Linked DNA regions of Homo sapiens: region 2 is linked to region 1. A link is a loop called in an ENCODE intact Hi-C map of the cell type or tissue named here. Cell type or tissue: endothelial cell of umbilical vein. All regions are shown on one strand. Links, peaks and the distances in the headings refer to the core of each region. The heading gives the core; the rest is flanking DNA.

Region 1 (5,382 bases), core at 201-5,200:
TCTGATTGAGTGACAACCAGTGTTCAGCCTTGACACCAGCCACTGCTGTAGGAAGCCAGAGCTGGAAAGTAAGAAAATGGCAAATGCTAACTTCAAAGCTGACGGGACTAACCCATGGAACACACAGAAGAAATGTCCTGGGAACTCTCAGAGCTATTTGGTAGAGTTTTGAGTAAGACTGGAATTCCTAATATTGCAGGAACAGATGTGGAGAAATACCATTTTATTACTCTTCTGTGAACAGATTTTACCCCCTGGTTGGTCTGGCTTGGGAAATGTGAGTCACTGCATTCAGAATTATTTCTGTTCCATAGGAAGTAATGTATTTTTGTTATGAGGACTGTTTTACACTGAAAACAAATGACTGAAAAACAATATAGAATTCCATTACTGGGATTTTACAAAAATAGGACAGATCTATCCGGAATGGTCAAGATGCAGTGTTAATTAGAAGTAAGATGTGCAAGATGACTTTTCAAGACCTTTTCTAGTCTACAAACCAAGGTTCAAGTAAATACAAAAGTTGAGCATTGAAATAACTATAATATTTCTGTCTCTAAATAGCTATGAGCTGGATGCTTTTGTGATGCCTCAGGACATAAAATGAAGGATGAAAGTAAAATGAATTAACTTAACTTAGTTTGAGAAACACACACATACCTTAAAAGGATACATGGATATTCACACAAACCAAACCCATGTGGTACATTTAACTTCACAAGGAATTTAAGCCACAAATTAGCCACCACCAGTAACTTAGTCAACAGGTTTTTCTTCTCTCCTGTCCTGTCCTGTCTTCTCTTCTCCTTTCCTCCTCTCTTCTCTTCTTTCCTCTCCTCTTTTCTTCTCCTCTCATTCTCTTATTTCTTCTCTCTCTCATTCATTTCTTGTCTCTCTCCTCTGCTTACCGCTGCTCATTTTGCTTTAGCCCATTCTCTTTCAGTAAACCAGCCTTTTCTGCTTATTTTCGCATAATATTATAGCTGGTTATAGCAGGCGCCTGTAACAGTGCCTTAGTTCTCAAATTTATCTCTCCTTGCTTCAAACGATCATGAGAGAATGACAGATATTATGGGAGTCCAGTTCTAGAATGCTGGGATGGAGAATTTTACTGGTCAAATGTGTTTCTTATGTGCATCCTCTATCTCTAAACTGTAGAGGGCAATGGATCATATAATATGAATATGGCTCCAAGAGCTCATACGCATACATGAATCAATTCTCAGAAAAGGGATGTCATACATTAGAAGACACCCCAAAATTGTCTGTTACACCAATAATTAGACAAGCATGGCAATCCCTGGATTTTAAAGAAATTATGCCTTACTAACACAAAAGCAGAGAATATTGTGTACTTTGGAGTTATATTCTGCACACATTTAACTTAAGCACCAATTTTAGAACCTAATTCTTTTTCTTTTTTCTTTTATTTTTATTTATTTATTTATTTATTTTTGAGACAGTTTCGCTCTTGTCGCCCAGGCTGGAGTGCAATGGCACGTTCTTGGCTCACAGCAACCTCTGCCTCCCAGGTTCAAGAGATTCTCCTGCCTCAGCCTCCTGAGTAGCTGGGATTACAGGTGCACACCACCACGCCCAGCAAATTTTTGTATTTTTAGTAGAGACGGTGTTTCACCATGCTGGCCAGGCTGCTCTCAAACCGCTGACCTCAAGTGATCCACCCGCCTCAGCCTCCCACAGTGCTAGGATTACAAGCATGAGCCACCGCGCCCGGCCTCCAATTTTAGAACCTAATTCTTAAGACTCCCTGTTCCTGGTTGTTCTATCCATAATAGACAAATCCATTGACATATATTAAGGCATAAAGGCTTAATAGTCTTTAAAAATCAGTGTGGAGGAACTCTTGTAGACAATAGAAACACCTTAGTTTTCTAAAAAGCAAAATAGTCTGAATGTTCAGACAGCTGCATATAGACTTGCTTTTAGTGTCTTCCTGAATTTACCCCACGATTCTCGAATTTTAGTGTCCTTAAGAATTATCCTATGAAGTCATATCCACAGAAGTATGTATACTGTAAGTGATTTAAAGGTCTTTCAAAGATAATTTTAACTCTAAGAGAGTGTTCACTTTATCTTCTGGGTCCTAACCCTGCACACTACTAGGTGCTGTTCTCCTGTTGGACACTTTCATGGAAAGTGATCCAATTACAAACCCCTAGGGGGCAGAGTCACCTTGAACAAGTCATTCACGTTTCTAATTGTAAAATGGGGGACAATATGAACTGAAAATTCACAGGGTTGTGAAGATCAAATAAGATCCAGAAATAATAATTTATTGAGTACAATTAGCAGGAGGGGAGATTCAGGATATATAAAGCAGAACTTTTGACATATAAAACTTCTGACACTGTATACCAGACACTGTTATAAGAATTCCACATTTATTATTTCATTTAACACTCACAAGAATTTTATGGGATGGGTACTATTATTTTCCCAATGGCCATATGAGAAAACCAATGCACAGAGAAGTTAATTTGCCCAAGATCATACCTGCCAGAGCTAGAACACGTGTGTGTATGTGTGACAACAAAATGTGTGTCTGTGTGACAATAATATGCTGTGTGTTTCTGTAGTGTACAGGAAAAATTTCAGAGCAGTTAGGAAATAGTTAATTCTTAGTTTTTCAGAGTTTGAAGTCTTGTTATCCATATGGAAAATCATCGATGTCCTTTTTTTCCCCATCCTTTGCCCTCCTGAAGCCCATCAATGATTATGTTCCTACCCCTTAGCACGTCCACCAGAGAGAGAGATGAGAAATCAAAAAAGGAAAATTCAAATCAGTCCATCTGGTGACTCTCCCACGGATGAACGGAAAAGTTAAGAGAAAGTTAAGGTTAATGGCCAAAATAAGATTCTTATTTGTCTGTTTCTAACAATGCCACATACAATATTTCACAGTTCAAGGAGTGCTTTCACAGACATGACTTCATCTGATCCTCAGACAGCCCCAATATGTACTCAGTGCAGATATTAATATCCTCACTTCAAGGGAAGGAAAATGAAGCTCAGGGACTTGGTAACTTAGTTGAGGTTTTTTGCTGTTAAGTAACAGAATCTGAGTTTGAATCCAGTTCTTGTGATTCTCAGTGCTCCTCCTGCCCATTTGGCATCAATAACAAACCTCAGAGCCTCTAGACTCTTAATTTACACTCAATTCTGGAGCACGAGGTTATCTGGTCTCCCTGCCTGCTTTGCTGTTCTTTCATTTTCTTTTTCATTGTAGAGAAAGAATAGCAATTACTTGCCTCGGCAGAAATTCTAAGATGAGAGGTGAAGAAATAGACACAGAAATCTCAGAATTGTAACTCAGCTTTAGCTTCCTTGAAGAGAGTGAGGCTACAAAAAGTTTTTTAAATGACTTATTTTATATAATGATCAAGGATATAAACCCTTCTCCAGGCTACAGTCCGGCACCCTAAACCATCCCTGTCAGATAAGATAGCAACCTTCTTTTAAGCATCTCCAGAAAACAGGATCTCTCGACAGTCCTCAGTGTTTATCAACACTCAGTGTCAAAAGTTCTGCTTTATGTATCCTGAATCTCCCCACTGCCATTTGAACCCTATCCTTGTCTGTACTCTGTGGAAACAACCCTCGGCTAGCTGAACCATCTCCCAGCACCTCTTGCACCCCTGTGTCCAAGCAGAGTGAACTTGGAGAAGCAGTGTTACTTTTCCATGCTCAGGCCCAGTTTTCAGGAATCATCTTATACTTAATAGTAACCCTTCTTATGAAACTTAAAGACTCTCAGCTGCCTTGCTTCCAGGCTGGAGTCTCTCCAGCATCCATGAGAGAATCAACATAGTCCCCACTGACTGTACTGATCCAAGAAGTTTGGAGGATAAAGCTCTTTTAGTTATTGAGCTTTATTTTTAGTGATTCATTCCTCTTTTCCCATCGATCTCTGGAGGACAGTGGAAGTCTGGGAGGTTAATATCTGTGAGTACTTATTGGTAGGGAGTATCTAAATAATTCTTAAAAATTATTTTACCCACTAAAACATCTCTCTTTAGGGACTCTGTTTGCATAATGTCCTATCGTCCCACTCTTAATGCATAACTCTATCCCAGTATTCTGAGTTACACCATAAACATTACCTCTCTGTTTCTAACACACAACATATTTCAAAGCAGAAAGGAATTTATAGCACCAATGTTATTTTTCCATGTACAATTCCAGTTTGCAATGTCCAGCAGCACTCAAATTGCCTTTCGAGATAAAGACCAGATTCTGATTCTCTGTAATCCTTGTCTGTTTCTGGGAAGGCTCAGATGTTTATCTTATGGATGGAATCTGTGTTCTTTAAGGTCCTCCATGTCCCAGAGAAGAACACAGGTGCATAAACTGTTTTCATTTTAAACATTTAAGAGATTTGAGGTGAATAAAACAAATAGAAAAAATAAATAGGCAAAGCACCCCAAAACCAATCAGGGGTCAGGGGAGTGGTTTGAGGGGGATGGAATCTAGACAAGATCACCCTATGGGATGTCAGTAATCTCTGAGAACACAGATCAAGCCCTGAAATCTTTCATTCTTTGCTTAGCCCATGGGGAGCCCCAGTTTCTTCAACAGAATGAAGATTGGAGGTAGAATTTTTTTCTTTTTCACGAGAAATCTGGAATACACTTGAGAGAACTGGCAGAAGTGAATGGAGAGATGGGTCCTGAGTCTGCATCTCTCTCACTTCCTGCAACCGAGACCCCTGGATCCTCATCTGCAGACTCAGTCTCATCCCTCCCCACCTCCTTAGAATCAATCTAAGCCTGAGATAGGGGGATCTGTTCAGTAGCAGCTAGTCCATTTGGGATTAAAGACCTACATCTCATCTGGACCCCAATTCCAAGTTTCATTGGCATTACTGAGGCCCAGGAGAGTAGGTGTTTGTAGGTCTTCTCAGTCTACAGTGACCTTGGTACTGCTCCCTCCCCTATAGACCTGGCCAGCAGGGAAAAAAGAATGAAGTCAATGTGCAGAAAAAAGCAAAGGCAAGTTAGACTCCTGGCAGTTTTCGAGTTCTCAGTTGCAAGCTCTTCCCAAGGTCGAGATGCTCTTCCTGCTCTTGGATTCCATATGACACTAGTGTCCATATACTGTGTTCCCATTTGCTGCTTAAACTGCATCAAACAGGCTTCTGTGATTTGAAGTCATGCCCTTTTCAGGTCTCTGTACAGGTGCCTTTTCTAGTAAATTAACTAACACTGCTACCAGAATAGAAGATGGGTATTGTTATTCCAATTATGACAGACAAGGAAACCACTCAGAGACGCATGTTGGCATTCCCAGTAACTCTTTGATGTAGGAGTAGAGCCCAGAGCACGGAATCCACAGGGAGGTATTACTCAGAAATCCAGGCAAGTA
Region 2 (5,382 bases), core at 114-5,113, 280 kb after region 1:
TGCAGGCCAGGCGCGGTGGCTCACGCCTATAATTCCAGCACTTTGGGAGGCCGGGGTGGGTGGGTCACCTGAGCTCAGGAGTTTGGGACAAGCCTGGCCAACATGGTGAAACCCCATCTCTACTAAAATACAAAAATTAGCTGGGCATGGTGGTACATGCCTGTAATCCCAGCTGCTTGGGAGGCTGAAACAGGAGAATTGCGTGAACCCAGGAGGCGGAGGTTGCAGTCAGCTGAGATCATGCCACTGCACTCCAGCCTGGGCAATAGAGTGAGATTCTGTCTTGAGAAAAAAAAAAAGAGGACGAAGAAGCAGAGCCTACAAAGCATGCTGAAAAGCAGCTAGCAGAGTCAAGAGGGAAGGAGTGTGGGGTGCCCCAGAAGCTGCAAAGGTGCACTTCATTCCCGGGGCTGAGCACTACAGAGAAAGGTGGCCCTTAGGAACCCCTGCCTGGTAACTTCAGGAAGGGCTGGCAGGGCAGCAGACACCAGATTACTGGAGGTTGAAAAGATATCAAGAGTGGACAGAAAGACTGGGAGAAAATAAGAAAATAGACAGTGAGTACAGACAAGCTGTGCAAGAAGCCTGGCTACCAAGGAAAGGAGAGAGGTAAGGTCGTAGGTCGGGGGGAGACATAGGGACAAGGAAGGCTTAATTTTGCTCAGCTTTTAAGATAAGAAAGACCCGACCTTATCTATCTGCAGTTGGGCGAGGAAGGGCAAGTCAGCAATAGCAGATAATTTGGGTGAAGATTCAGGAGCATGAGATAACCAGTTGCTCAAAGTTCCAGAGGAGGCGAGATGGAGGTGGAATGCAGAGGCAGGTGACAGGAGAAGGTCACTGTCCACTGAGACAGAAGGGGGGGACAAGCAGGGCTGCTGAATGGTGAAGTAGCCCTGGCTGAGCTTGGGGATCACAAATGTGTAATCGGTCTGTGGGTGGCAGTTTTCTCCAGTGCTGTTCAGTGTCATAGGGCAAAAATGAAAAAATACTCCTGAGTTAATGTAGAATTGGGGTTTAGCCAGATTGGTACAGTCAAATGAGCAAGGAGTTACAAGCTCAGTCTCAAAGTGCTTGAAATGGCCACTTTTTGCCTTGAAACTGCAACAATAACAGCTTAAACTTAAACAGCACTTAGTATGCTTCAGGCACTGCACTAGTTTTATGTGTATGGGCTGAGTATCTCTATCTGAAATGCTTAGGACTACAGGTGTTTCAGATGTTAGAGTTGCCTATTTGCATATATATGAGATATCTTAGAGATGGGACCCATGTGTAAACATGAAATCCATTTATGTTTCATGTGTACCTTATATAGCCAAAGGTAATTTTACATAATTTTGTGCATGAAACAACATTTGTGTACATGAAACCATCAGAAAGCAAAGGTATCAAGAGTGGAATTTTCCACTTGCGGTGTCATGTCGGTGCTCAAAAAGTTACCGATCTTGGAGCATTTCAGATTTTGGATTTTCAGATTAAGGATGCTCAACCTGTATTAACTGATTTATCATCATAACTAAGAGGTAGTTACCAGGAATTGCGGGGAAGGGAGAGATGTAGGTCAAAGGATACAAAGTTGCAGGTATGTAGGATGAATAAGGCCAGAACTCTAATGTACGACACGAGGATTCTAGTTAATAATATCATATTCACAATCTTTGCTAAGAGAGTAGATGTTAGGTGCTTTTCTCACATTAAATAAAAAAAGTTTTATTTTCAAAAAAGGTCTATTTTGCCAAAAGGCTCCAAGCCCTTTCCCATGTTGGACTGTCTGCAGCTGGGGGAGGAGGGTCACCTCCAGGGGAACAGGGTCTCACCCAGGAAACCCTCTCCAGAAGGAGTCAGAGAAGCAGTATAGGGCACAACAGGGCAAGTGCCACAGGGGCAGTGGCTCCACCTGGCTTGGAGTCCCAGGGATGGCCAAGGGCAGCTGCTGCCAAATGATACAAAAGACAAAACTCCCCCAGGGAGGGAACAGTAGTAAGAACAGGGAAGAAAGAAAGACAGGCACAAAGAGGGAGAGAGGGAAGAGGCACACAATGAAAGTGAGCAACATCATTGAAAGCACTGCTGAAAACGATGAAAAGACATGACAAGACAGCACTTTCCAGCTCCTCAGAGTAAACATGTTTTTTCTGCACAACGGAGGGCCTGCTGACGTGTCAGGTGGGGCAGCTCCACTGGAAAGATAAACATTGCACTAAATGAAAAGCTCCCAAACATGAAGGTGAGATTCTCGTAAAAAAAACAACAGCCAACAGTTCAACTCTGGGCGCTCAAGGTGTGCCATTAGGCAACAATCTTAGTAGAGTCAAAAATGCTCTGGGAGAAGCATTTACAGTAAGAAGAAACACATTCCTAGCAGTTTATAGACAGTGAAAACGTGTGTGGGGCTGTAAAAAGGAAGTGACTAATGGGCTAGGCAGTAAACAGCCTTCCTTGATAAGAAAACATTTCCAATCCCAGAACCAAATGCTAATTCCAAATGCTCAGACTCAAAGTATGGTTTAGCTTCATGGCCTCGGCACTACACAATAACCAGAGGGCGTCCAGTTAATCATTTCACTTGGACCCGTCATAAAATCAGTACTGGAGAGGCCTTGTCTAGCTCCCTCACTGTACAGATGAGGTCATGTATTCTGGAGTCTGCATTGGAAAACTTAATAAACAGTGGGTACTTATAACATTAGAAAACTCGATAAACAGTGGGTACTTACGGAGAGCATATTATATGCTAGGCATTATGCTGCTTTACATACATTCTCTCACAATACCAGAGAGATGAGAAAACGAAGCTCCAGAGAGAGCATGAAATTTGCCAAGGATTAGCCAGCTGAAAGGTGGTAGAGTCAGGATTCAAGTCCCAGTGGTTCCAGTGCTGGAACCCAAACCCTCAGTGGCTCCTCTAGCCCATGGCTCCAACTCTCTCTCCATCATGCCATTCTGTCTCTTCATTTCTGTGGTTGTTAATTTTATGTGTCAACTGGGCTAGGCCACTACCATACCAAGGTATTTGGTCAAACATTATTCTAGATGTTGCTGTGAAGGTATTTTTTTAAGTGAGATTAACATTTAAATCAGTAGACTCTGAGCCAAGCCGATTACTCCCCCATAAGGTGGGAAGACCTCATCCAATCAGTTGAAGGTCTTTTTTTTTTTTTCCCCTTTTTTGGAGTTGGAGTTTCGCTCTTGTTGCCCAGGCTGGAGTGTAATGGTGCGATCTCGGCTCACCACAACCTCCACCTCCCGGGTTCAAGCAATTCTCCTACCTCAGCCTCCCCAGTAGCTGGGATTACAGGCATGCGCCACCACACCCAGCTAATTTTTTGTATTTTTAGTAGAGATGGGGTTTCTTCATGTTGGTCAGGCTGGTCTTGAACTCCCGACCTCAGGTGATCTGCCCGCCTTGGCCTCCCAAAGTGCTGGGATTACAGGCATGAGCCACTGCGCCCGGCAAAGTTGAAGGTCTTAATAGAGCAAAGGCCGACCTACCTGGAGGAAGAGAGAATTCTGCCATATAGGCCCATGAGCCATCTCTGTCTTTCTCTTTCTTTATATGTCCCTAACACAATTTCCATCACCCCACAGGTCCTCTCCTCACCTACACGAGCAGGGGAGAGCCCTTGCTGCCTCCCTTTATATTATTTAACATATCCAGCCCATGCTTGATCTCCTTGCAGAGACTCAGTGCTCTGTTGGACATCTTAAACCTTGAAGAAACTATCCTGGGCCTGATGGGCTTTTTTAGAATGGACCCAGGCGTTTCTTCACATAGAATATCAATTCCATTTTTCTTAGGAAGAGTGGTATACGGAAGCCAAGCAGCTGAGGTCTCACGTATAGTAATGTGATTTGGGAAAACTATCTCCAAAAAGGTAATATAAATGAGAGAGAAACATAGCTGGTATGCCTGTTATTTCCAAGCTGACCATCTGTTACAATCAAGGAGTGTGACCACACTGGCCTCTATTTGTACTCATGGTCACTGTCACCACCTTCTCATCAATACTCTGCTCAGCCTCCCAGTCTCACCTCATTTCTACCTGCTCCCCTGACACCAAGTGTCATCATTCCTCATCAAAAGGGGCTGCTTAAAAGTTGAAATCTCTACTTAATCTCTGTTCATTTTGGCATACAGTAAGCATTTAACAAACACTTGTTGACAATGACTAAAACATATGTACTCCTTGCCACACTCACTGGCTCTGTTTGTCAGTTTATTCAACAAGTCTTTACTGTGCTAGGAAGTCCCTACCCTCCCAGAGCTCACACTCCACTAAAGACAGAGGACGCTATGCTATATGTCTGGTACACAGTGGACTAAATGTTAATGTTAACGGCATCAGCCAGGAGTGAAGAAAACACAGGAACCCAGAAAAAAAGGGTTTAAATTTTCTGAACGAGAGTGGGAGCTGAAAGTCAGGCTTCCCAGAAGACAGTGCTGGGCTTGAAGGATGAGTAAGATGTCTGCATGGAGGTGAAGGCAGGGACCCATGGCAGAGGGAACGGCGTTGACTGTGGCTGAAAAGTCCATGATACTTACTATATGTTCAGGGCAGGAAGGAGCTCAGGGAACATGGGAGGAGTGAGGGAAGTAGTACTGAAAGAAAAGTATAGGAAGTGATCCTTATGGAATCCCCACTGAGTCCCCAGGGAATCGTGAATCACATCAAACCCACTCCACCCAGCAGACCACTGCAGGGGCCAGAAGTGCAAGGAGAGAGCAGCTCCCACTGCAAAAGGGAAATAAGATCTAGCCCTTGGTGTTGTTTACATAAAATGCTATCCAGGTGGTTCTCTCCACCTGGCCAGACCATATAACTCTGACCTCTGTGGCCAGCAGCTGAGTGACAGGTTCTGATTAAGTACTTGGAGATTAGATTAAATTCCTCCGATGGTTGTTCTGTGATAATAACAGTGTTCAAACATTCAACCTCTGGGCATCCTCTCTGCGTCCAACCGCTTTCACTCCAGGAATAGGTGTCTTCACCAGAGAAAATATCCTTTACTTTCTGGTTAAACTTTCTTTGTACATGTGTATACTGGCTGCCAATGTGACTGTGGGTTTAAAAGCTTCTGAGAGTTAGGATGTGGCTCTCTGCCAATCAGGCCACCAACGGGGCATGGGCATGACCAAAGAAGAGTTAACAATGTAAGACTTCAATCTTCTCCAGCTAGCAGTTCTTACGGCAAATCCTCCAATTCAGAAATGAGCAGATTGGTTTCTGTTCTTTGAGCCAAGCAACCAGCTAGAGGTCTGATGTGTCCTCCATATTAGTTATAGGAAACTGTCACCATTACGCTCTAAAAATTGACCAGCAGAGATATATAAAATATTCGCCAAAGTCTATCTATCTCTCTGTTTTATCTCTAAGCCCT

Evidence for each region. Peaks named below come from ENCODE experiments on the same cell type or tissue, not always from the same donor. Only the 100,000 strongest peaks of a DNase experiment are listed, where the experiment ranks them.
Region 2: a loop joins it to region 1, with 4 times the contacts of the local background. A loop is called at or near these places in 7 of 110 quality-filtered maps.

Annotation. Positions count from the first base shown.
Region 1 is chr1:162,624,702-162,630,083 of GRCh38, reverse strand. No RefSeq gene overlaps it. Among named protein-coding and RNA genes, the nearest start is that of DDR2, 5.1 kb to the left of the region's middle. In endothelial cell of umbilical vein, for the core only: a CTCF peak has its summit at 2,157 (motif pointing right); DNase peaks (open chromatin) are centred at 293 and 2,173; H3K27ac peaks cover 73 bases.
Region 2 is chr1:162,346,981-162,352,362 of GRCh38, reverse strand. All of the region lies in intron 6 of NOS1AP (nitric oxide synthase 1 adaptor protein), which reads right to left. Among named protein-coding and RNA genes, the nearest start is that of MIR556, 7.1 kb to the right of the region's middle. In endothelial cell of umbilical vein, for the core only: no CTCF peak of the experiment used is centred there; a DNase peak (open chromatin) is centred at 2,462; H3K27ac peaks cover 1,625 bases.